Regions from separate parts of the Homo sapiens genome. Here all the other regions are linked to region 1. The links are chromatin contacts, found by Hi-C or POLR2A ChIA-PET in ENCODE. All regions are on one chromosome and are shown on one strand. Each heading gives the region's core, a stretch centred on a gene start or an enhancer-like site at or near the end of the contact. The rest is flanking DNA. Distances are from core to core; before and after follow the strand shown. Region 1 holds the start of KLF6 (KLF transcription factor 6). Region 2 overlaps NET1 (neuroepithelial cell transforming 1). Region 3 holds the start of TASOR2 (transcription activation suppressor family member 2). Region 4 has its middle 22 kb from the start of LINC02561.

What was found. A loop is a pair of places that touch in the nucleus more often than their neighbours do. ChIA-PET counts read pairs that join two places held with the same protein, here RNA polymerase II (POLR2A). Pooled maps may share reads with other maps.
Region 2: a pooled map shows a loop between it and region 1 (5-fold over the local background). The contact joins the enhancer-like site here to the promoter of KLF6 in region 1. A Hi-C loop is called at or near these places in 1 of 37 single-sample maps with no recorded cell type and 3 of 50 pooled maps. POLR2A ChIA-PET finds 5 or more read pairs at or near these places in 1 of 52 experiments (WTC11).
Region 3: a loop to region 1 is called in a pooled map, with 6 times the contacts of the local background. The contact joins the promoter of TASOR2 here to the promoter of KLF6 in region 1. A Hi-C loop is called at or near these places in 1 of 168 maps with a recorded cell type or tissue (CD8-positive, alpha-beta T cell) and 9 of 50 pooled maps. POLR2A ChIA-PET finds 5 or more read pairs at or near these places in 1 of 52 experiments (OCI-LY7).
Region 4: a loop to region 1 is called in a pooled map, with 4 times the contacts of the local background. The contact joins the enhancer-like site here to the promoter of KLF6 in region 1. A Hi-C loop is called at or near these places in 4 of 50 pooled maps. POLR2A ChIA-PET finds 5 or more read pairs at or near these places in 4 of 52 experiments (CD4-positive, alpha-beta T cell, CD4-positive, alpha-beta memory T cell, activated CD4-positive, alpha-beta memory T cell and 1 more).

The regions. Positions count from the first base shown.
Region 1 is chr10:3,782,513-3,788,306 of GRCh38, forward strand. KLF6 (KLF transcription factor 6) reads right to left here and starts at 2,697. Exons shown (of 4, transcript NM_001300.6): 1 at 2,401-2,697. The coding sequence starts at 2,502. RefSeq lists enhancers at 595-664, 825-894, 963-1,518, 1,519-2,075, 2,076-2,631, silencers at 2,237-2,836, 3,087-3,366, 3,547-3,606 and a promoter at 2,498-3,435.
Region 2 is chr10:5,441,360-5,446,674 of GRCh38, forward strand. All of the region lies in intron 3 of NET1 (neuroepithelial cell transforming 1), which reads left to right. Among named protein-coding and RNA genes, the nearest start is that of NET1, 31 kb to the left of the region's middle. RefSeq lists an enhancer at 895-1,064 and a silencer at 5,059-5,288. Within about 2 kb of position 2,197, at least 3 of the 41 ENCODE cell types and tissues checked have a DNase peak (open chromatin) inside an H3K27ac peak, as active enhancers do.
Region 3 is chr10:5,682,245-5,688,061 of GRCh38, forward strand. It overlaps TASOR2 (transcription activation suppressor family member 2), which reads left to right and starts at 2,594. Exons shown (of 22, transcript NM_001321783.2): 1 at 2,594-2,931. RefSeq lists enhancers at 2,148-2,387, 2,528-2,637, 3,258-3,437 and silencers at 2,688-2,947, 2,988-3,037.
Region 4 is chr10:5,290,586-5,296,670 of GRCh38, forward strand. No RefSeq gene overlaps it. Among named protein-coding and RNA genes, the nearest start is that of LINC02561, 22 kb to the left of the region's middle. RefSeq lists an enhancer at 602-1,801. Within about 2 kb of position 1,251, at least 25 of the 41 ENCODE cell types and tissues checked have a DNase peak (open chromatin) inside an H3K27ac peak, as active enhancers do; they include CD4-positive, alpha-beta T cell, where a contact is called at or near this core.

The sequences.
Region 1 (5,794 bases), core at 1,447-3,946:
TACCAGTGTTGATGTTTCTCATGAAACCAGAGGAAGAGAACCGGCCCCATACACATACTCCTCCCCAACAGGTTCAACCAGATTATCTGACATTGTCAAGAACCATGTGTTTTAAGGAAAGCCCCAGCCATCCACCCTTCACACTCCACAGATACCCACACAGGACAGAAAGACTGCACGGCACACAGCGTGTTCTGAGGGACCCCCTTGGGGACACGGCTGACAACACAGGGCCACACTCGGGGGAGAGGAGACAGCAGCTGTCTGTATTCAGGGGCATCGAATGGAGCTGCAGAAAAACCACCCATTTCCTGTGTAGCCCAGACCGCCTATGTTTTCACAGAATGCCGTTCCCAAGTGCAGGCCCTTGCATGACACAGAACTTTAATTACTTCTACAGTGGTCAGAGAAAAACAAGGAACTTCAACAACAGGAGTGCAGAAATAATTCCAGCATGGCCATCTGCTATTGTGAAGGGTGCAAGGGGAAATTACTCCACGGCCCTGCTGGGAGTCCCACAATGAACAAGAACTTTATCTACTGGCCAAGAGTACAACTGCATGAGTCATCACTCTGATTTCTTTCACGCAATGCCAAAGGAGACTTCCTTTTGAAATTCTCATCAGCAGCCAAATAAGGACCCAGCTCAAATGGACATGCAGTGTGGCATGGACAGTACCCCTTCCCCAGCCCCGCAACCAACCTTTCAAGAAGCTACAACTGCCGAGATCAGCATCCCCTCTCCCCACCATTTCAAACTTTCTAGCCACTGGAAAAGAAAAATGGTAGGAAACATTTTAGGATTAAATTATGTCTGCCCTGATTTTCACGAGGATCAGCTGCCTGCATGTCCATATAAGGTTGTCTATACTACTGGCAATTCTACAGATTTCAGTTTCTACACCAAACGGCTCTGGTGAGCACGTCATTTTTCCGGGCAGGGACCTTCCTGAGCGCAGCCTACCCCAGGGGCTCAGGCTGACTTAGCAGTGTGCCTCTCTCCTGCCACAGGCAATCCCTCCCCCTCCCCAGGCTCGCACACAGCCGGTGGGAGCAAGCACACGGGAGAATCATGCTTTCCCCTTTCCCCCGAAACCAGGCGTCTGAGTTACAATGCACACTACAGCGTTCTGAAGAGAGGCAGCAGCGATGTATTTTATTGATTTAACAAAGAAAAAAGAAAAGCACATTTATGGAGATCTTGTTAAACTTTAATAATCCGGCCAATTTAAAATCTCCATTACGCTGATGAGCACCCGGGACCTGAACGAAGCTCTCGGAGAGTTTAAAAGCCTCCAAAGGCGACCAAGAGCCAGGTCTGGCCGTTTGCCCAAATCCCAAACGCCCGAAGGAAACTACTTAGATCAATTTCAATCACGTCCTAGGGAGCAGCTTCTTTGAGGAGGAAAAAAACAGGAGGGGGAGGGGGAAAAGGCAGGAGAGGACTGTGAACAATTAAGCAGGCGTGTGAAGGTTGCAACACCCTGCATTTCATCTTCCTTAAAGCTTTCGAGGCTTGGAAACCCACAGCCTCTATTTGATCTGGCAATTCACTTTGTGACGAAAAACAAACAGCACAGCAGGGCAGGGAGACAACAGTAAACCCTCCTGCGATCGCTGGAGAGACAATGGGAGGAGTGTCAGTCTCTCTCCCCTCGGGCGATGCTACCTATAAGCACGGGGACCTGGTAAGTTTCTTAAATTTCCAATGCCCCCAAATTCCAGTTCTACGACAATGTCGGAAACCGAGGTCCTTCTTTCCAAACTAAGACTTGAAGCAGTTTGGACGGGCTCATTGTCACAAGACTGACAAGTCACTGGGGTGTACACAGTTTTATTTTTATTTTTCTTGGTCAACAAGAGAAGCAGGGAAGACAAATAAGGCAGATCTAGGGGAAATGTTAGGCATTCCAAAGAGCAGAAAACACATTGGAAATGGTCTACAGTTTAAAAAAGACAAAAATAAAAGAGAGCTGGTCTACGTTCTGGGGGCAAAATGTGATTTTTTTAAAAAACTGTTAAGTACAAGCACCAAGAAACAAAACAAAAACAAAATCCGTTAAAAAAAAACAACAAAAAACAAACAAACAAAAAAAAAACACCTTGGCAGGCAGAGCAAGTTGGTCCCCATGACAAGCTCCAGCTGTGGCGTCTGGAGCGGGGACAGGCTCCGAACTCGTGCCAGGGGCTCGGCCGGGCTGTGCCGGGAGTTGGGGCTTCCCTGGGCGGACGCTGATCGCAGCCTGGAGGATCGATCGGCGGGGGCGCTGCGCCCGCTCCCCCGGTGACAGCGCGGGGCCCAGGCCCAGCGGACCGCAGAGAGCACCGGGTCTGAACCCCAAACAGCCGACCCGGCCCGCGCCCCGGCGCCCGCAGGGAACCGCGGCCGGCTGCGTTTACCTGTTGCCAGTACTCCTCCAGAGACGGCAGCGCCGAGAAGTAGCCGGTCTCGTGCACGATCTGGAGCTCCTGGAAGATGCTGCACATGGGGAGCACGTCCATGTCGGGCCGGGTTGGACGGAGCCCGCGGTCGCGAGGGCGGCGAGGCGCGCGGTGGGAGCCGGAGCCGAAAGTCTCCCCGGAGCGCAGGTGAAAGTTTCATGCAAACTCCAGGCTCGCAGAGACGCCCGGCCGGACCCTCCCGCAGCCCGCAGCGCGCGGAGCCCACACAATATTTGCAAACACCGGACTGACTGCAAACGTAACCCCTGCAAAACTTCCCTATTCAAAGCTCCGCTGCCAGCCTCCCCCTCCGCCCCCGCCTGGCTCCCCCCACTCCCCCTCCCCCCACGTGACTCGCCCCGCGCCCGCCCCGTGCGCGGCCCAATCCCGTGGCTCCCGGCCCGGGGGCTGCGCGCCGATGATGTCAGCTCCGGCCAATCGCAGGCGGCGACACACAGCGGCCCCGCCTGGCGTGACCGAGACTCTCCATCACGGCCCGCACCATTGGCTCAATTCGAACTCTGCTCGTTCTGATTGGAAAGTGGCCTCGCAGGCTATTTTTAGCAGGGTATATAAGGCGCGGGCGGCCGCGCGCCGGAGGAGTCCGCGCTGTGAGGTGCGCGGCCGAGCCCTGCACTGCGCCCGCGGCCGGAGCTAAGGGAGCCGGGGCTGGGAGAGCCGGGGCGGGCCGCGTCGCCTGTCCCCAGTCCCGGTCTCTCTTCCCCGCTGCCCGGTCCCGCCACCCCACGCCCGTCCCGGTCACCAAGCCGGGCCCTGTCGCCGCGCGAGCCCCGGTTCCGGCAGCTCACCCTGCGGGCGGCCGTCCGGTCCCGGGGCCGCCCGGTTCCCCCCCGTCCCCTTCTATGCCCGAGGCCGCCCCGTCCCCAACTGTCCCCTTCTACGCCGGGGGCTTCCCGGTCGCCAACTGTCCCCTTCTATGCCCGGGGCCGCCCCGTCCCCAACTGTCCTCTTCTGCGCCGCTCTGTTTCCCTACATCCCCCTAGTCATCCTCTGTTCTCTAACCTTGGGGTACCCCTCTCTGTCCTCCTCCACCTCCGGGTCCCTCTCTGTCCCCCTCCATCCCTGAGCCCGTCTCCGTCCCCCTCCAGTCCTAGGGTCCCCTCTGTCCTCCGGGCCACCAGAGTGGGGGAGGGGAGCACGCAGGCTCCCCTTGGAATTGGGAGAAACGTGTTTATCTTGTAGAGGGCGATCTTAGCCCTCACCAAGGTTAACAGCTAGGTTTTCCCATGAACGTGTAAACAATTTAGGTGCAAGCCGACATTTAGTGTGTGTGTTTTTTTCCATATAAATTATCTCCTAAAATATACCGTAATGTTCATTTTTAAGAAAAATGTCGAGACTCGAACCAGAGCATTTTAAAATCCAAAATGGAAAACTGAATTGTAACTGTATTATAGTTTTTGTTTCAAAATAGTTTAATGAACATTAAACATTTTGAAAGAATGGACTATGTAAAAAAAAATTAGAGGGTTTTGTATGTTAAGTTTTAGAGGGTCCGGCAGAAGCATGTGGCTGTAAGACTAGGTGGGGACCTTAGTGAGTCTGGAGTGGAGAAAGGAGGTTTGTCTTGTACCTGCGGTATGTGGGCGGTGAAGGTTATGCAGAGTGAATTGACAGTGTTCTTGGCTCGTGTTCATCACATTTACCCCAGCAACTGAGAGCCAGGACCAGCCCTTCTTGGGGACCTGCACCTTAACTCTGTTTCCAGGAATGCAAATGGCTTTGTTTTGAACCATCCACAGATTTGCCCAAGCGCCCATTGACCGGGGCCCAGTGACTGGCAGCCGAGAGCATCTGGGCAGCCGTTGTGTTGGGGGCAGGGTTCTCTCAGTAATTAGCGCTTGTGACCTTGGCCCCGCTAGTTCCTAAGTAAGCAGGAGTGTGGAGCAAGTCCCCCGCTGAGGGCCAGGCACGCTGGATCAGGGGGAGCCCGAGATGAAGGGGGAAGGCTCTGTCTGGGCCAGGGAGGACAGGACGGCTGTCTTTGCAAGGCGTGTGGGCGTCCTGGTGAGGGTGTCCCATTTTATCTTTGGGACAATTAATTATTGTCTTAATGTTTTTTAATAAATCCACATTCCTATAGAACTTAAATTCATCCTTGTCTCTTAACATGCTTTGCCCGGCACTATGAAGATTATATAGTTTATTTTTACAAGAGGGAACCTGATTAGTCATAATGCAGATACAGTACAATGGCCATTGTCATTTTCAGAAAAAAAAAAGATTTGAAAACAGGGTACATATGAACACTAAATTTCAAATAGAATAGATCCTATGGCATCCTGCTGCGCTCATTGACCATTGAACACACATTACTCACACCCTATGAATGGCCAGGTATTGGTACACAGAAATTTACAAAACAGGCACAAATCCCTATTACGGTGTGGGAGAGGTGGGCTGCCAGGAGTATGTAGATGTTTGAAAACAAAAGTCCTTATTACGAGTAAGCATGTAACCAGTTGGTGAAAAAATATCATTTTCTTTGATGTGACAAAGAATATGCATCGCATCTGAACACTAATAGTTGCGCCTGATTTTTTTAAGAAGAGCAACAAAGAATCGTAGAGGGCCAGATTAATTCAGAAGGGGGAAGTATGGCAGGATATAAAAAGATGATGGATTTTACACTTTAGTTGTCCATGCTGTGCGCATGGCCCTGGTCACGTTATTTAAATAGGAGATTAAAATGACTATTAGAATGAGTTTAGTATAATCAGAAGAGTTAATGGATTAAAATTCCTGCTTGGTAGCAAATAGTAGTGATTCAATAAATTGAAGGCAGTGTTCACTTATTCACCATTTAGCCATTTGTAAGTTTGCTCTTGGTAATTATTTTATAATCCCCCACCCTTCTTTTAACATATGAGTGAATGCAGACAGAAAAATGAAGTCAACTTTGCAGGCCACAAAGCAAATCAGAGACAAGAGTTGGACCTCGACTTGTCCAATAATCCCACAGGTGCTTCCTTCTCCTGCCGGTCGCTGAAGAGCCCTGCTCTGTTTTCACTCTCGCAGTCTTGGAGAGAAAATAATCAGCTCCATTTGTTGGACGTGACCCTTGTTCTCTGCTCACCTTGAGCCACTCCTGTCTCTGCCACTATCTTCAAAAGGTCAAGATCCCTTCTGGGTGACAGTCGTAGGCTCCTTTCGACGTTCCTGGGGGCCACTTCACCCCCCTGGCACCCCGCTGTTACTTCCTCAGTCCCCACTTAGGCCTCCATGCCCTCCTCCACTGTTTTTCTTCTCCTCTTAGACCTCCAGGCTGTGCTCATTTATTTCATACCAGGAAGCTCTCTTTGTTGCCTCTCAAAAATAAAAGTATACATTT
Region 2 (5,315 bases), core at 947-3,446, 1.7 Mb after region 1:
GTTGCTATGGCAATGTCAAATTGGGCTGAGAAAACAGGAGGCTGGGCACAAGACACAATATCCTTTTGTCTTTAGTTTGGGGCCTTAAGCTGAAGTTCAGGGAAAAATGGGAGGAATCCCATTCAACAGCTTGTTACAGAAGACTAAGTGGTCTTACGTTATACTGGAAGTTATTCGTTACCTGAGATAAAAAGTCACCACTAACAGTGCTGATACCCCATTTGATTGGCTATTTGTGTTGTCATCGCACAAAAGAACCATTGTTTTGACAATACCAAACTTATTAGCCTATGAGACTATTTTATTTAAAGTGTGTCTAATAATACTTAATTGGTCTAAACTGATGTTTTTTCCCCAAACCAAATTCTTAGTACTAAACTTGGAGATTCAAATCACATATAACTTCATTACTAATTTCTTTCGTACTTATCCAGTTCAAATGTAACTCTTTTTGTTTTTAAGTTATTACTAGATATTTTGGAACTATGGTTTTTCAAAAGTTCCACTTTTCAATTAATACTTCCTTTTTAGTAAGATTTAAAATTTTATTTTTAACTAACCTATTTTTAGTGAGATACAGAGTATATGCTTGTAATCTTGAATTCTAGAGTTTTAAAATGGAATGTAGTTTTCTTATATTTAGAAAAAGTTCTTAAAATATTTCTTGTGAATTGTGGAATCTTTTTCATATACTTGTATCATTTTAAAATATATGTTTAATTTAGTAATATAAGACATGAAGGCTGTACAAAGACTGAAAATACAGATTTTACTGGTCATATTTTTCCACAAATTAAGAGATTGTTTATGTAGTCATCTATGTAATGTCGTTACAAATATAATTACAAAGTTGAAAAACAGGTTGACAATTGCATTTCACAATATCTCGTGTAGAGGGCAGCAGAGAGCTTAGATTTTGTTTTCTCTTTGCCTGTAGTATGGCTTCCCTAGTCTAATTTCCAATTGCTTGTTATTGTTCCAGGTAAAAGTAGATAATAATGCCTAGACCAAAAAAAGTAATGATTATTCCTAAGCTCTAATTTATTTCTAAATTCCAAGCAGTTTTTCACTTGAAAGGGGAGAACAAGTAACCTAACACTCCTTTTCTATACATAAGAGAAACATCTTTCTCTTTACCTTTACATAACTCAGTTACGTTTATAAATTCTAGATGTTCTATAGAAAGAAAAGACGCTAACCAATCTGTGCCTCAGTTACGCCGTTTGTAGAAAGTTATACAAATAGTTGCTGTTGGCCAGGCAGGGTGGCTCATACCTGTAATTCCAGCACTTTGGGAGGCCAAGGCAGGCAGATCACTTGAGACCAGGAATTCGAGACCAGCCTGGCCAACATGGTAAAACCCCATCTCTACTAACATTACAAAAATTAGCCAGGCGTGATGGCACACTCGGGAGGCTGAGGCATGAGAATCACTTGAATCCAGGAGGCAGAGGTTGCAGTGAGCTGAGATTGTGCCATGGCACTCCAGCCTGGACAACAGAGCAAGACCCTGTCTTTAAAAAAAAAAAAAAAGAAAGAAAGAAAAAAACTCTTCTAAACTTACACAACTGGAACTATTTTATTATCTTTTTACCTACCCCATGTCTTGTTATAAAAAGGCTATAAGGCAGCTAATCTCTCAACCGTTTTTATGGTTTCCTCCTCTATAAAAGTATTGGCAATTTAGTGAATACTGCTAGCCTGGGACTCAGGAGACTTTGGTTTTAAACTTAGGTCTACTGTTAACTTAGGTCACTAACATATACTGAGCACCTAGTGTGTCTCAGAACATGTGCTAAAGGTTTTATATGGGTTATCTTCATCTGGACAGTGTCACAACAGCTGAGCAGAACAGAGTCATCAGGTCTGTTAAGCCACTGATTAACAAGGTACCTTTGGACAAGTTTCTTAAACTTGGTCAGTCCTAGTTTCCTCCTTCTCTAAAATTGAGATAATAAGTACTTCATAGAGTTGATTAAGATAACATGTATAAAGCTCTAGCACAAAGTAATTGAGATAATAAGTACTTCATAGAGTTGATTAAATAACATATAGAACTCTAGCACAAAGTAAGACCTTAAATTTTTCTTCTATTTTTCACCACCACCCATTAAGTTTCCTTATGAGAAAACTGAAGAGGATGGGTGAATGATCTCAGAGGGCCTGTTTAGTCCTCTGGTTTTATGCAGCATTGTGACAAGACTCAAGATTCTTGAGTCCAGTTGAACTTCCGCATGTTCATCATTCCTTTTTTAGATGCTGTCTACATTTAGACCCCAAACCTGCACATTCAAAATGAAACTAAGATTTTAGTGTTGGTGAGCTGGGGCTTTTGTGAACATGGCTGTCATCAGTATACCCTATTTGTTTTCTATTTCTGTATTTACATATAAAGACTTCTACCTTTACCTCTTGGGTCCCCAGCTGAAGGAGAGAATGAAAGATACCCCTTCTCATTATCTTGGCTCATTTCTGTTGGAACTAAGTGGAAAAACAGTTTCAAGAAAGACATCGGGTAAGAATCCCAGGAGAACTCCTAGCTGCTTCTTTCCTAACTCCCACTGCACATAATCCTTTATTCCCTTAGAAACTATGTGGCCGTAAAGTATTGGCCTTACTTACGCCATATTTTAACTGATGAAGCTAACTGAACCAGACTGCTGGGGTCTAGCCTAGGCTGTTCATATTAGCTCTGAGAATGTAGGTAGATCACTGTTCTTAAAATTAAGAGTAAAATTAGGAGTCCACAATCGCTCAGGTGCTTCTACTTTCATGCTATATGGAAATATCTTCTACAGTCATCCACTCTTAAGGCCAACCACATCACACATACTGCCCAGGACAGACTGGACAATAGAGTAGATGATGAAACAGAGCCAATCTCCATTACTTTAAAAAATAAACTCAAAGCAGAAAGATGAATTATTACCACATCTCGTGTATAAAACACACATAGCTACAGAAGGGCAGTGGTGGTCCTTCCTGCAAGAAGTAGCAACTCTCCTGCAAACCTTAGGCAATTACTTTTTATAGATTATTTGTCTTTATAAATAGTCTGCACCCACTATTCTTCTGTATTCACTCTTCAGCCCCTGTAATTTGCCTCTGTCTTTACTCCACTGAAATAGCACACTTGAGATCCTCATTAAACTTGTAATCACTAAATCCGTGGCTTTTTTCATACCCTCCTTAACCTCTTTGCTGTAATTAACATTTTTTTCTTCCCTTGGCTTTTGCTTTGTTTCTTTCCTTCTAACTATTCCTTTTGCAGAATTTTCCTTCCCTTGGCTTTCCTCCAAAGTTAGATCCTTGGACCATGTTCTTTTTGTCCAAATTTTCTCTCCCAGTCATCTCATTCACTCCCATAGCTTCGATTTTTATCTCTGTATCTGACTCTCCAGTCTAAATCTAGCCTCCAGCCTCTTTCAGGTTTTTGTCCAACATTTCCAACTACCAGCAGAATATTTTCATTTGCATGTTCTTCCACCGCCTCACACTCAGTATATCTAAAATGTAACTTAGAATTTTCTTTCAAAGCTTGTTCCTTCTTATTTCTTGATTTGCACTAACAGTTACCCCTCCTATTTAAAGAATTGTAGGCGTCTGTGACTTCTTGCTTATATCCTTTTCCTTCTTCCCTACTGGTCCTACTTTAGGCAAAGTTCTTGTTGCCCGACTGTGATTTTTGCATGATGTTTTCAGTCATCTTTCAACCATCTTAAACACCAGTCACATATATCTTATTACAACATAGCTCTCATTATCTCTCTCACCTATTGAGTACATCCATCTGTTCCATCTTTACGCACAGCCCGTGATCTCAGTGTGGGCTCACTCCCTTGTCCTCCTTGAAATTTTCTCTTGTTCAAATCTATGAAAAATATTACATTCAAGGCCGCACAGACATAACATCTTAAACCTCTTCCTGGCATTGTTCCCAGCCGTGTCTTAGCTTAGAAAACTACCTGAAGTGGTTTCTCTTCCAGAACTCCTGTAGCACTTATTAGCTACACACCTTAGTTTTGAATTTGCAAAAGCTATCTTCTGTTATCTCTTCATGTGGCCTACCTTTACACAATGGTCTCTTTAGCAGATATGAAGCCTATTTTTTTTTATTACCCAAGTATCTAGAATAGTGACTTTTATATAATAGATTTATCTGATTCTATAAATCCTCAGACTAGAAATATTTTTCCAACATACTACCATCATATTATAGTAGTTTATAGTGTAAAATTTTACCATTCCAAATAGAATAACGAATTTTGTGTTTAAAAGGAAATCTGCTTCACAGCAGGCCTGCCAAGCCAACAAAAGTAGTGTTGTTCCATAGAGGAAAAGACTTAGGCTAGAAATTTGGAGACTGTCACTGGTCACTGTCATTATTGTCACTTCACCTCTGTTAGCCTCATTTCTTCACCTGTAAAATGCAAGACTTTTTAAGCAGTCTTTTGACCCTGTTCGAGCTATATCAAGATCAGTTAATTCAGTCTAGAGAAGGACCCTGTTATATTATACACTTATATATAATATATACACAATTACATACTATGTATACAATATAGAGAACAGAAATCACCTTTGTTATAAAATATCTAGTACACAGATAATCAAGTTTTTAAAAAGATCCAGAAAAAATATCTACCTCTAAGAAATACTGAATTTTGAAATCTGAAGTAGCCCAGTTTACCCGTAACCTCATGGGAGATTTTCTTCTGGAAGAGAGGTAACAGAAGTGCACCTGCTGTATTTACCCTGCTAGTCTTAAGAAAAAGTGGGAACTATTTAAAGACTTAGATAATCTATTTTATAATTGTGAATATGCTTGCACTTCTGTAAAATAAAAGCAGGTTTCCTGGAAAATTAGGCTTTTCTTCATTATATATGTTGATTCAGCCCTATCGAATAAGAATTTCTATTTCCTTATTTGAGTTGTCAAGTTGTCCATACTGAACTTATTCCCATGCAATAGGGTTTTATGGGAAAAGTCTGCCTGTCTGTGACTAAGCACCAGAGTAGATAACGTAACAATTTGTTTTACTTCGGGAATGCATTTTAAATCAGGAAGAGAAGTTTCTGTCCTACTTGAACCCAGCTTCACTCTCCTCCTGGGCGAAAGCTGAGAGGCCTAGGTGTGCCCAGCTCTCAGTTAACTGAAGTCACGTGGTGGTGGACCCCGCCCCCAGGGCCCGGTTGGCTGTGGCCCCGCCCCCGAGCCCTGGGGTCGGTGCTTGCTGCCTGCGGCTCTCAGAAGCCTCTGCTCCACCGCGGCGAGAGGCATGGGCACGTGGCTGCCGAGGGTGGCCGAGCTCTGG
Region 3 (5,817 bases), core at 1,344-3,843, 1.9 Mb after region 1:
AATATTTGCAGAAACAAAAATCTAAATTATCATGTCTAGCATTCCAAAATCCCAATCCTAGGTTTTCATCCAACAGAAATGAGTGCCCATGTACACCAAGAGATGTAAATGAGAATGATCACAAAAGTATTATTTATAATAGCCAAGAACTGGACACAGCCCAAATGTCCATCAATAATACAATGGGTAAAGCAAATGTGTTACATTCACGCCTACATATACAGCAATGAAAACGAAAGAACAAGTACACCCAAAAACACAGTGAGTCTCACAAGCAGGCACAAAATTATTCACTTTATATACAGTTCAAACCACAAGCAAACTAAATGATAAAGTTTCAGGGTGCATATTTAGTTGGCAAACTTACTTTTAAAAGCAAAGAAGAGAGTACCATGGAAGTCAGAATAGTGCTTAGGCTAGGGAAGAGGGATGGGGTACTGGCAATGTTCTATTTCTTGATGGGGGTGTTGGTTTCATGAATATTTGCCTTGTGATAAATCATGGAGTTGTACATTCCGGTTTTGTGCACTATTAAAATGTTGTTGTACTTCACTCTCTACTTCCACAGTCAGCCTTCTTCTGTTCTTGAATAGGTTTCATTTCACTTCTCAAGTCCTTTGCACTTGCTTTCCCTTCTGCCTGGAAAGCTCTTCCTCCACGTATTCCAAGCTTTGGTTCTATCAGTTTTGATCTTTAGGGTTTGACCTCAGATGTGCCCATTTCAGTAAGATCTTGTAGCTCCACTACTTCTGCCCTTGGCCTCCAGCCCCCAGTCCCATCCACTAGCATTTCCAGTGAGTTTTCACAGCATGTATTGTTATCTGAGATTCTATTTTCTTGTCGTGGTGATTTACCTGTGTTTGTCACTCACCTCTGGAATAAATTCCATTATAGGCAGGGTCCTTATCTAGCTTGTTCATGATTGTAAAACCAGTGTCTATTACAGCACCTGGTTACAGTAAACAGTAAACACAATGACTGAATCTCTTGGTATTACCAGCACAGTGCTTGACTCATGATACATGTTCATTAGCACTTAATCTCTCTCATTGGTACAGTCATATGTCACTTAATGTTTCAGTTAACAACAGACCACATATCCAACAGTGATCTTATATGATTATAATAGAGCTGAAGAGTTCTATTGCCTAGTGATGTCGTAGCCATCTTAATTTCGTACAGCAACACATTACTCATATGTTTGTGGTGATGCTGGTGTAAATGAATCTACTGCACTGCCAGTCATATAAAAGTACAGCACACATGGCCAGGCGCAGTGGCTCCACCGTAATCCCAGCCCCCCAGTGGGACAAAATGGAGGTGAAGACAATGATGTTGATGATCCTGACCCTGTGTAGGCCCAGGTTAATGTGTGTTTGTGTCTTAGTTTTTAACAAAAAAGTTTAAAAAGTAAATTAAAAAAATTTTTAAATAGAAAAAAACTTACAGATTAAGGATATAAAGAAAATATTTGTGTACAATGTGTTTGTTTTAAGCTAAGTGTTATTACAAAAGAGTCTTAAAAAGTTTTTTAAAAGTTTTAAAAAGTTAAAAAGTTACAGTAAGCTAAGGTTAATTATGAAAAAATTTAAAAAAATAAATTCAGTGTAGCTTAGGTGTACAGTGTTTATAAAGTCTACAAGAGTGTACAGTAATGTCCCAGACCTTCACATTCTCATTGCTCACTCACAGACTCACCCAGAGCAACTCCCAGTACTGCAAGGTCCATTCGTGAGAATGCCTTACACAGGTGTACCATTATTTTTCATACTGTATTTTTATTGTACCTTTTCTATGTCTAGATATGCTTATACAAATACTTACCATTGTGTTATAATTGTCCACAGTATTCAGTACAATAACATATAGCATGGGTTTGTAGCCAGGAGTAATGGGCTATGGCTTATGGTGTAAGTATGTAGTAGGTTATGCTTCTAGGTTTCTGTGATGTTCACTCAAGGACCAAATTGCCTAATGAGGCATCTCTCTCATAAGGTGTCCCTACAGTTAAATGATGTTTGCATGACTATTTATCATGGGCAAGGGTAAACCTGAATTTATTGATGGTCACCTTAGCTCTCTGTGCATGTGTTATAAATTTCTAGAGATGCTTTCCTAGGGGGTAACAGCCACACCTACTATATGGATTAAAACAAGGGCAAAATTTCCAAAATGTCGCATTCGGGCCAGACAAATAAACTGTTCTTGCAGCAGCACCTGGGGAATGAAACGCTGAGAAGGGAGAAGGCGCCCGAAGGCGACCACGTGGGCCACAGCCACAGCACTGTAGGTCAGCCGAGAGAGCGTCTCCCGCCTCTTCCCAAGGGCATCTTCCGCCTCCTGTCAAGGGTCGGCAACGCGAGACACCACGCGCTCGTTGGGATCGGCCGCCTAATCAGGAGCGAGCTGTGGCCTTACGCCTGCGCAGAGGGGAGACGCGAGCGCCGCGTGGACGCTGACCTCGGTCCGCGCCTGCGCCTTGGTTTCTTCCCGGCGATTGGTTCCCATCTCTGAGGGAGACGCCTCACTTCAGTTTTCACTTTCTTTTTTTGCCCCCCCCTCCCCTTTTCTTTTCCTTTGGCCGCGAGGTTTTGCTTCCGGTTGCTAGCGCCGGTCAGAGAGAAAGTCGGCATGTTCTCGCAGGCTGCCGGGCGTCCCGGGGTTGCCTCTTGCCCGTGACCCTGACGGGAGACAGAGCGCGGGCGGCCGCGGCGTCCCTGTCAGCGCCCGCGGCGAGGACCCCGGGGCTGGGGCGGACGGCGTGCCCCTGAGGGGGGTCCCCGCGGGAGCGCGGAGCCGGCGACTGGTGCTTCCCACGTGCGCCGGTGTCGCGAGGGCCCGGGAGGACGCAGAGCACGGCCGGGAGAAGCATGGGAAGGAGGCCGAGCCGGGATCTCAGGTCCTCGGGGGCGGCGGCCACGCCAAGGACGGGTAAGTCCCTCCTCGGCCTGGGCGCCCGGGAACCCTGCGAGGAGGACGGCGGGTCCCCGAGGCCGAGCGCTCGGGCAGCTGCCGGGGCTTGGCTGCGAGGGTCGACGCGTTCTCCTTGCCTTTTGCCGCGCTCCGGGTGAGGGGGTGGGAGGGGTCGGCGCCTTCTAGATGACTCAACCTTCTGTCCTGCGCTACAACCTGTGGCCGCGCTCGGTGTCGCCGGCAGGGAGATCCTAACCGTGTCATCTTGCCCCTTTCTGAGGCGTTTCGTTTGCGTCGCCTGTCAGGGGACAGCTGCGTCCTCAGGGATATGCTGATAAGTTCTTGGCTGAAGTTTCCGTCTTCGGGTTTGCACCGGCTGGGAAATCATTTCCTGCGGGTTCTGCGTGAAGCCTGCTGCTACTCGAGACTTCATGGCAATGCGCCACCTTTTCTTTTTAGGGTAAAACAGGTCTCTCCGAAGGGAGGGTCATTTCAGCAGCAAGCGCAAGCCGCGTTGGGATAACTTGGTGCGAGCAACACAGAAGTTTGTCTGAAGGCGGCGCCAAGCAGCGTTTCGTGGGAGAACTGGGTTGATGACTGAAATTTTGAGGAAGATTACTTTGGGAATTCTCAAGTTTCTCTTAGTCGCTTCTTGTCTATTTGAAATCTGTAACTTTAAACAAACCACGCTTACTCTTCCTTATTCTCCCTGTAAGGTACAATTAGAATAGAAAAGTTTATGAAAGTGTATCCAAAACTTAAATATGTGGCGTACAAGTGTATGGTATTATTGGAATGGCATTCGCGATCCTAGAGTCTACAGTGTTCCCTGAATAAAACTAGGGGTGAGCCTGGCGGTAATCCTGCCTAGGAGGTTTATAGCAAAGCAGTGTCCCCTAACGGTGCAAGAATACCCTTCTGTCGAAAAACTGCCTTATAGGAATGGGTGACTGTATGCGGTATGTCCTGTACTGTACATCAATAAATAACTAAGCCAGGCCAGAAAAAGGGTGACAAAAGGTCCACAATTATGTTAAGGAAGACCAAGACGGTATATTTGAAGTTTTGTGTATACAGAACATTTGCCCAAATGTAACTAATTTTTTTAAAGGGAGATTATAAGCATCTCCTGTGGTCCAAACATAGTTGTTAAAATGGGTTAAAATCGGTGAAGTGCCTAAGAACTTGACTGAGACATGGTGTTTGTTAAATACAGTATACTATCTATTCAGTAAAAATAGATCAATATGGCATGTATTTATCAAGTGAATTTCATTTTTCTGTTGGTAGACATTCAAGTTATTTTCAAGATATCCCTATAACTGACAATACTGCAGTGATTATCTCTTGCTGTTATAAACAGTGCTTCAGGTGGTCATGATAGTATTTCTGTAGAATTGACTCCTTATGAGAGTGCTGGATAACCATGTTGCTAAATTGCCCTGAAATGATTGTACCTTTTTATGTTCACTCGCTCAAAAGATGTGTTTTTATCTCCATGCTAGCCAGCACTGGATGATAATGGTATTTTTAAAATATCTTAGCCACCTAGTAATTGAAAGTAACATTCTGTTTTAATTTTTATCTTCCTTGGTGAATACAAAAGTTAAATCTTTTTAGGCAGGTCATATCATTTGCTGATGTTTTTATTGAGTCTGAGCTCTCTTTTCTTTCGCCCATGTAACTATTACTGTAGCATTTTAATTATCATAGTTTTATAATATATTTTGGTACTTTCTTTTGAAAAAGAGCTTTGGGTTTTTCTTTTGCATTTTTTCTTCCAGAAGAAATTAAAACTATCTTTTTAAGTCCTATAGAAAATCTTGGGATATTGTTTGTGATGGTGTTGAATATATAATCTGAGAAGAGACATTTATTTGAGTTTTTCCTTCTAAGAGAATATGTACATCTCCCTTTTCTTTAAAAATTTTTTATTGTGAAATATGTCATTAATATGTACTGACAAAGCGTATCTGTGTAATAAATATGCTTTTTGTCAGTACATGTTAATGGTATATTTCATAACAAAAATTAATAAAAGCTTTAGAAACTTTAGTTAGTTTGGAAACCTTTTGTGTGTTTCTACCCCAGGAGGAATGCGTTCCCTGCCCCCCGTTACCCTGGCCATTATTAATTTTGTGTTAATTATTCCCTTGCCTTTTTAAACAGTTTTATCACCTATATAGATATCCTTAACTAGCATTGTTTACTCTTACCTGTTTTTGAACTTTATTTAAATAAAGTCATTCTGTATTCTATGAGTTACTTTTGTTAAACATTGTTTCTGAGATTCACTCATGTTAAAGCACGTGCCTATAGTTTAGCAATTTAGAAACTTTATTCCCAGGACCCCTCTACACTTTTTAAGAACCATTGAGGGGGCCAGGTACGGTGGCCCACGCCTGTAATCCCAGCACTTTGGGAGGCCAAGGCAGGTGGATCACTTGAGGTCAGGAGTTAGGGACCAGCCTGGCCAACATGGTGAAACACCATCTCTACTAAAAATACAAAAATTAGCCAGGTGTGGTGGCAGGTGCAGGTAGTCCCAGCTACTCGGGAGGCCGAGACAAGAGAATCACTTGAACCTGGGAGACAGGTTGCAGTGAGCCAAGGTTGTGTCACTCTACGGCAGCCTGGGTGACAGAGTGAGACTCCGTCTCAAAAGACTGCTGAAGATCCCAAAGATCTTTTGTTTATTGGATTATATCAATTGATAATTACCGTATTAGATATTAAAACTGATAAATTTGAAATGTATGTTTATTTATTGGTACCTTTAAATATAATAACCCATTACATCTTAACATATTTTATCTCCCCAAAATTAGTGACAAGAATGGGATTTTTGTACATTTTTGCAAATACGCTGAAGGTCTCCTTTAATGACTAGAGTCTCATCTGCTT
Region 4 (6,085 bases), core at 1-2,500, 1.5 Mb after region 1:
ACATCATTCAAATTACATTCTCAACTAATAAGGAACTTCTGCTACATAAAACACCTAACTCATGTTTTCTTTAATGTTTCTATTATACTGTGCTTCTTGCAACCTGTATTTGTGCCATCCGTATTTTACAGCCAATTATGAAACATACAATTATAATTTATCTTACTTTCAACTCATCCCTCTGGCTGGTCAAGGTCAGAACTCTGTCTGATTCTATGAGTCCATGTGGTTACATTTATCTCAACATTGTGTTTGCTATAAATTTGATGAGAATATCCTTTATATTCCATTGCTAAAGCTTTTGCACTAAATAGAGATGTTCCGTATCAAGTCACAAGAAAATTCTGTCTTCATTGATGTGAACTGCCTGGAGTCCACAATTCAACAGGTTAAAAATTTGTCTAACGTTCAGTCCACCCGCCAGCTAAAAACTGAGGCCTTAAAGAACTGAGCAAGCTTGTTCTCCTCTCAGAGCTAGTCTCAGCCACCAGCATCACCTTTTTAGCTGCACTGAAAGAAATCCTGGCGGGTTTTCTCTAGTGGGGACCACCAGATAGGATGATGAGGGGATAAAGAATTTCTTCCCACCTTCTTGGTGATGTCTTTGTCCCTGTGTCACTCTCATTGAAGTAGCTCCCCAGTCCCTACTGTGTCTCTCCATCTCACTCCTCAGTTTTAGTTTCTTCAGAACAATTGTGATCAGAGCAATTGCCTGAATTATTCACACCAAGTGAGTTATTTATCAGAGGAATAAAGGATGTTTGAGCCATTCCATATCAAGTATCATCTTGTTTTAAAACATTTTGCTGGACAGAAAGAAAAGTCATTATTTACAGCAAAACTACAAAGAGTTGGATACAGCCCCAAAACTCTGATAGGAGATTTAACCATACAGAACAAGAGTTCAGCAAGGATGCTGCAATTCACGAGGAAAGGCTAACCCAGGGTTATGAGAGAAATGTTAACATTGCATGGCGATAAAATGCCAAATACCTTGCTGTGGTTTGAATGTGTCCCCCAAAGTCCATGTGTTGAAAGTATAATCCCCAGTGCAACAGTGTAAAGACGTGCCCTCTAAGAGGTCACTAGGTCATAACGGCCCTGCTGTCATGAAGCACTGACCTTATTATTGCGAAAACGGGTCCATTATCGTGAGAGTGGGTTTATTGCAAAAGTCATTTCAGCCCTCTCTTGTCTCTCATCCTCTTACCCCTGCGCTCGTGCCCCCTGCCTTCTGCCATGGGATGACACAGCACAAATGTCCTCACCAGATGTGGGGCCTGTGATCTGGGACTTTCAAGACTCCAAGACTGAGCCAAACAACTTTCTGTTTTTTATGAGTCACTCAGTCTCGGCTATTCTGTTACACAACAGGAAACAGACTAAGACACACCCATATAATCCTCTCTGAATAAATGGGAATCCATTGTCAAGCAACAAAGAGAAATGCTGCCCGACTCTCTGGGGAAACACACCTTACCCCTCTTTTACCACCCCCACATAAGTAGGGAGCCAAAAAGATCAGCTTTCAGAGTTCTCAAAATGCCTTCTGAAAAGTCTGGTTAAGACCACACCTTCTGACCGGGAGTCTGGTTCGTTAAGACTGCTGTGACAAAGTACTGTACACTGGGAGGGTTATAAACAAAAGACATAGATAGCTCACAGATCTGAAAGCTAAAAGTCCAAGATCAAGGTGCTGGCAGATTCAGGGTCTGGCGGGGGCCTGCATCCCGTGTCACAGACAGCTGTCCTCTCACTGTCCTCATGTGGCGAAACAGGCACGCAATCTCTCTGGGGGCTATTTTATCAGAAGCACTGGTATAGTTTGGACATTTGTCCCTTCCAAATCCCATGTTCAAGTTTGATCCCCATTGTTGGAGATGGAGTCTAATGGGAGGCTTGGGGGCCATGGGGTAGACGCCTCATGAAGAGATGAATGCCCTCCCAGGGGAGGGGGGTAAGGTCTTACTCTATTAGTTCCCATGAGAGCTAGTTGTTAAAAAGAACCTGGCCCCTCCCCTCCTTCCTGCTTCCTGTCTCACCACACGATCTCCGCACACACCAGCTCCCCTTCACCTTCTTCCACACTTGGAAGCAGCCTGAGGCCCTCACCAGAAGCCCAGTCCTGAAACTTCCAGCCAGCAGAACTGTGAGCTGAATAAACTTCTTTTCTCTATAAATTACCCAGCTTCAAGTCCTCCTTTATAGCAACAATAAATGGACTAAGAGGGGCTCTAATCCCATTCATGAGGGTTCCACCCTCACGACCTAATCACCTCCACAGGACCCACCACCAAATAGCATCACCTTGGGGGTTAAGGCTTCATATACGACTTTGGTGGGGATGTAAAGATTCCATTCATTGCACAGGGCAAAGGGAGGCCATAGCAGCAGGGTCATAGTGTTCTGGGGCTGCTCACTGCCCCTCACTCCCAGGCCTGCCCCACCCCAGCCAAGGCCTTCATGCTGCTCTGGGCTACCTCTCCCAGGTCCTGCATCCCAAGCAAAGGTACAGACTCAATTGAGATCTCCTGAGACTCACTCCCTGCCCCTGCAACAAGATGGACATGTCCTTGTCAAGTTCTTCTCTAGGAAAATGTGGGCATCACATAGAGACTCGTACCTACCTGTGCAGAGGTTTTCCAGAGCCTCGATCACCCCCTCTGTCTCATCATTGGTTTCTGGCTTCAGTCTCACCTTCTTGGTGATGTCTTTGTCCCTGTGTCATTCTAATCAAAGTAGCTCCCCAGTCCCCACTGTGTCTCTCCATCTTACTCCTCAGTTTTAGTTCCTTCAGAACAATTGTGACCAGAGCAATTGCCTGAATTATTCACTTATTTTGTGGTATGTTTTCATATTTATTGACTGATTTCTCCAACACTAATCACCACACCTAGAAAAGCTCCCTAGTATGTGGTCAGTGCTCAATAAATATTTGCGGAATGAATGAAATTGAGTTCTAAGCATAGGCACAGTGGGGTTTTTTTTTTTTTTAAGTTTTTCTGTGCTCTGTTCTTATTTTCTGTGATCTGCAAACTATCTCTAAATCCTTATGAAAGATTGCGTCCAACACTGTTTTTTGCAGTGGGAAATTGAGAGGCCCATGTTGCACTCAAACAGAGCAGCAAAGCATTCGTCATCCCTCCCCTCAGGGCTGGGACTAACAGCAGGGCCTTCCTCAGCAGAGTACAGCTATGCCCAGCTGAGTGACAAATGCTCTAGTCAGAGAACACAGCAGCACAGGAGGCCAGCATGGTGGCCACAGGGGGAGTTCACGCGTGGCCGCTTGTGGACAGGTGCAGGGTGGCAGCCCTGAGGAGGTTCAGAACACCAGGGGCATCTTGAGGTAACAGCATCAGTCATGAACCAGGATATAAAAATCCATGCTGCTTATTTAAACAGGATGTGTAATCAGACGGTTGGAGTATCTACAAAGAAGCCAGTCAGGAAACAATAAAGCAACCCAGAGGCTTTTAAACACAGGAAGTCGCTACCCTCCTAGGCTAGAGAAACAGAGGTAGCAGTGCTGGAGGCAGAGCCCGGGGTCCCTGGAAGAAGCAGCAGCCATGGAGGGCCTGAGGGAGGCAGCCAGGACGACTGGAGGGATGGAAGCTGCTGCTGTGTCCCCTAGAGAAGGGAAGAAAGGCACCTGGACTCCAGCTTCCCTTTCTGCTCTCAGCAGCGCCTCACAGTGGCCAAGTCCAGCTGGAAGGCAGCAGGCAGAGAGGGCAGCACCCAGGGCAGAAGAGGCCGCTCTCCTGGGCTACAGCAGAGCAGGAGAGGGAGGAGGAGGGGCACTGAGCAGACAGGAGTGTCAGTCAATCAGGCTGACCCTGGCCCCGCATCCTCAACGGGATGTTAATGAAATACCGCCTTCTTCTGTAGTTCAGGCTGATGGGGCAGGAATGCTGGGTTATGTAAGTGTCGCAGTGTTCACTGAGGGGGATAACACGAAAAACTTATTTGTTCCTGGGAAAATTTCTTAAATCTCATTAAGGCTTCTTAAGCATTCACAAGATTAAAGCCACCTTTGCCAGAGGTTAGGATTAATAGGTGGGGCTAAATAGCCTACCTGAAATTCAGTTCCAGAAATATTTACTGAGTATCTTTTATGTGCAACTGTTCCTAGGTTTTGTTTGTTTGTTTGTTTGTTTGTTTGAGACAGAGTCTCGCTCTGTCGCCCAGGCTGGAGTGCAGTGGCGCGATCTCGGCTCACTGCAAGCTCCGCCTCCTGGGTTCACGCCATTCTCCTGCCTCAGCCTCCCGAGTAGCTGGGTGGGACTACAGGCGCCCGCCACCACACCCGGCTAATTTTTTTGTATTTTTAGTAAAGACGGGGTTTCACTGTGTTAGCCAGGATGGTCTCGATCTCCTGATCTCATGATCCGCCCACCTCAGCCTCCCAAGGTGCTGGGATTACAGGCGTGAGCCACCGCGCCCGGCCCCTAGTATTTTTTTTTAAATCAGGCATGTAAGAATAAGTCCAAGAGTTCCACATTCAATTTTGTGAGGCTATATCTTCACATGTTCCCTTGGGCTGGGACTAAAACAACAGCCTTCCTTGAAACTAGGACGTGGGAGTGATGGTACTAGGGCAATTGCATCATGATGAAAGAATACCCGAGACTGGGTAATTGATAAAGAAAAGGGGTTCAATTGGCCCATGGTCTGCAGGCTGGACATGAAGCATGGTGCTGGCATCTGCTTCTGGGGAGGGCCACAGGGAGCTTACAGTGACAGCGGAAGGTAAGGGGGGAGCCCGTGTCTCACACCACAGGAGTAGGAGCAAGAGAGAGCAAGGGGGGACAATGCCACACTTTACACAACCGGATCTCCAGAAACTCACAGCGAGAATGAACTCATCACAAGGGGATGGTGCTGAACCATTCGTGAGTGATCCAGTCCATGATCCAATCACCTCCCACCAGGCCCTGCCTTCAGCACTGGGGATTACATTTCTGCATGGGATTTGGAGTGCACAAATATCCAAACCATATCAGTACTTTTTGCTGAATTTTGAGCCTCTGGTCCCAGGGGTAAACACCTTCCCAAACTGTGACCAAGAAGACGAAGGAAGGGTTTCCTATCTCTCTGGGGCATGGATTACACCAGGGAAAAACATCAGGTGTTTGAATGCCAATGGCTCTGCCATTTGTAGATTGTAACACATGATCAGAAGAATGCAACAGATTGAATATCCAGCTTTGCTAAGGTTGCAGAGTTTGGTCTGAGCTAGGAGTCCACATTCTTCACCAAGGTCTTCCTCAGAATCTATGTCATGGGACCTGTGCTTGCTGAAGGGAGATAAGCCACAGCTGAAGGCACTCCAACTTCAGAGAACACAGCTCCCTTTAATACGGAAAAGCTTGCTGCTATCAGCACCCCAAGTTTTCTCCTCTCCCAGCCTTGGGTTCTCTACATGCATGCACTGCAGGAAAAGAGGAGGTACTCAGCATTCAAAAGAGCAGTCAGGAATAATGGCCATTATGAAGAATAGTTGGAGGTTCCTCAAAAAGCTAAAAATAAAACTACCACTTGATCCAGCAATCCCACTACTGGGTATGTATCCAGAGAAAATGAAATCAGTATGTCAGAGAGATATCTGCACTCCACAGCAGCCAAGATATGGAACCAACCTGAGTGTTGATGAACAGATGAATGCATAAAGAAAATGTGTTATATATACACCATGGAATATTATATTGCTTCTTTTTCAACCAATTTGTTATTGGTGTATGGAAATGCAACTGAGTTTTGTATGTTGAGTTGGCATTCAGCACCTAATTCCCCAGCTTCCTTCTCCTGTTGCAGAGCCTCAGGTTGGCATACCAAAATAACATATCACCCTGAGTCCCGGAATGTCCACCTAGAGCAAAGCCCTGGACACTATGAATGACAGACAGAAGTTCATTTTGTTAAGCTGATGAGATTTGGAAGTTGTTACTTCAGCGTAATTTAATCTATCCAAATACTCCAATCTTGAGTCAGTTGCCTGCAACCATGTTTGGTTTCAAACACTGTATTAGCTGGAGCTCAGTGCCAGAACCAAGAACTGTTCTATGCCTTTTAAGCAGAAATGAGATAA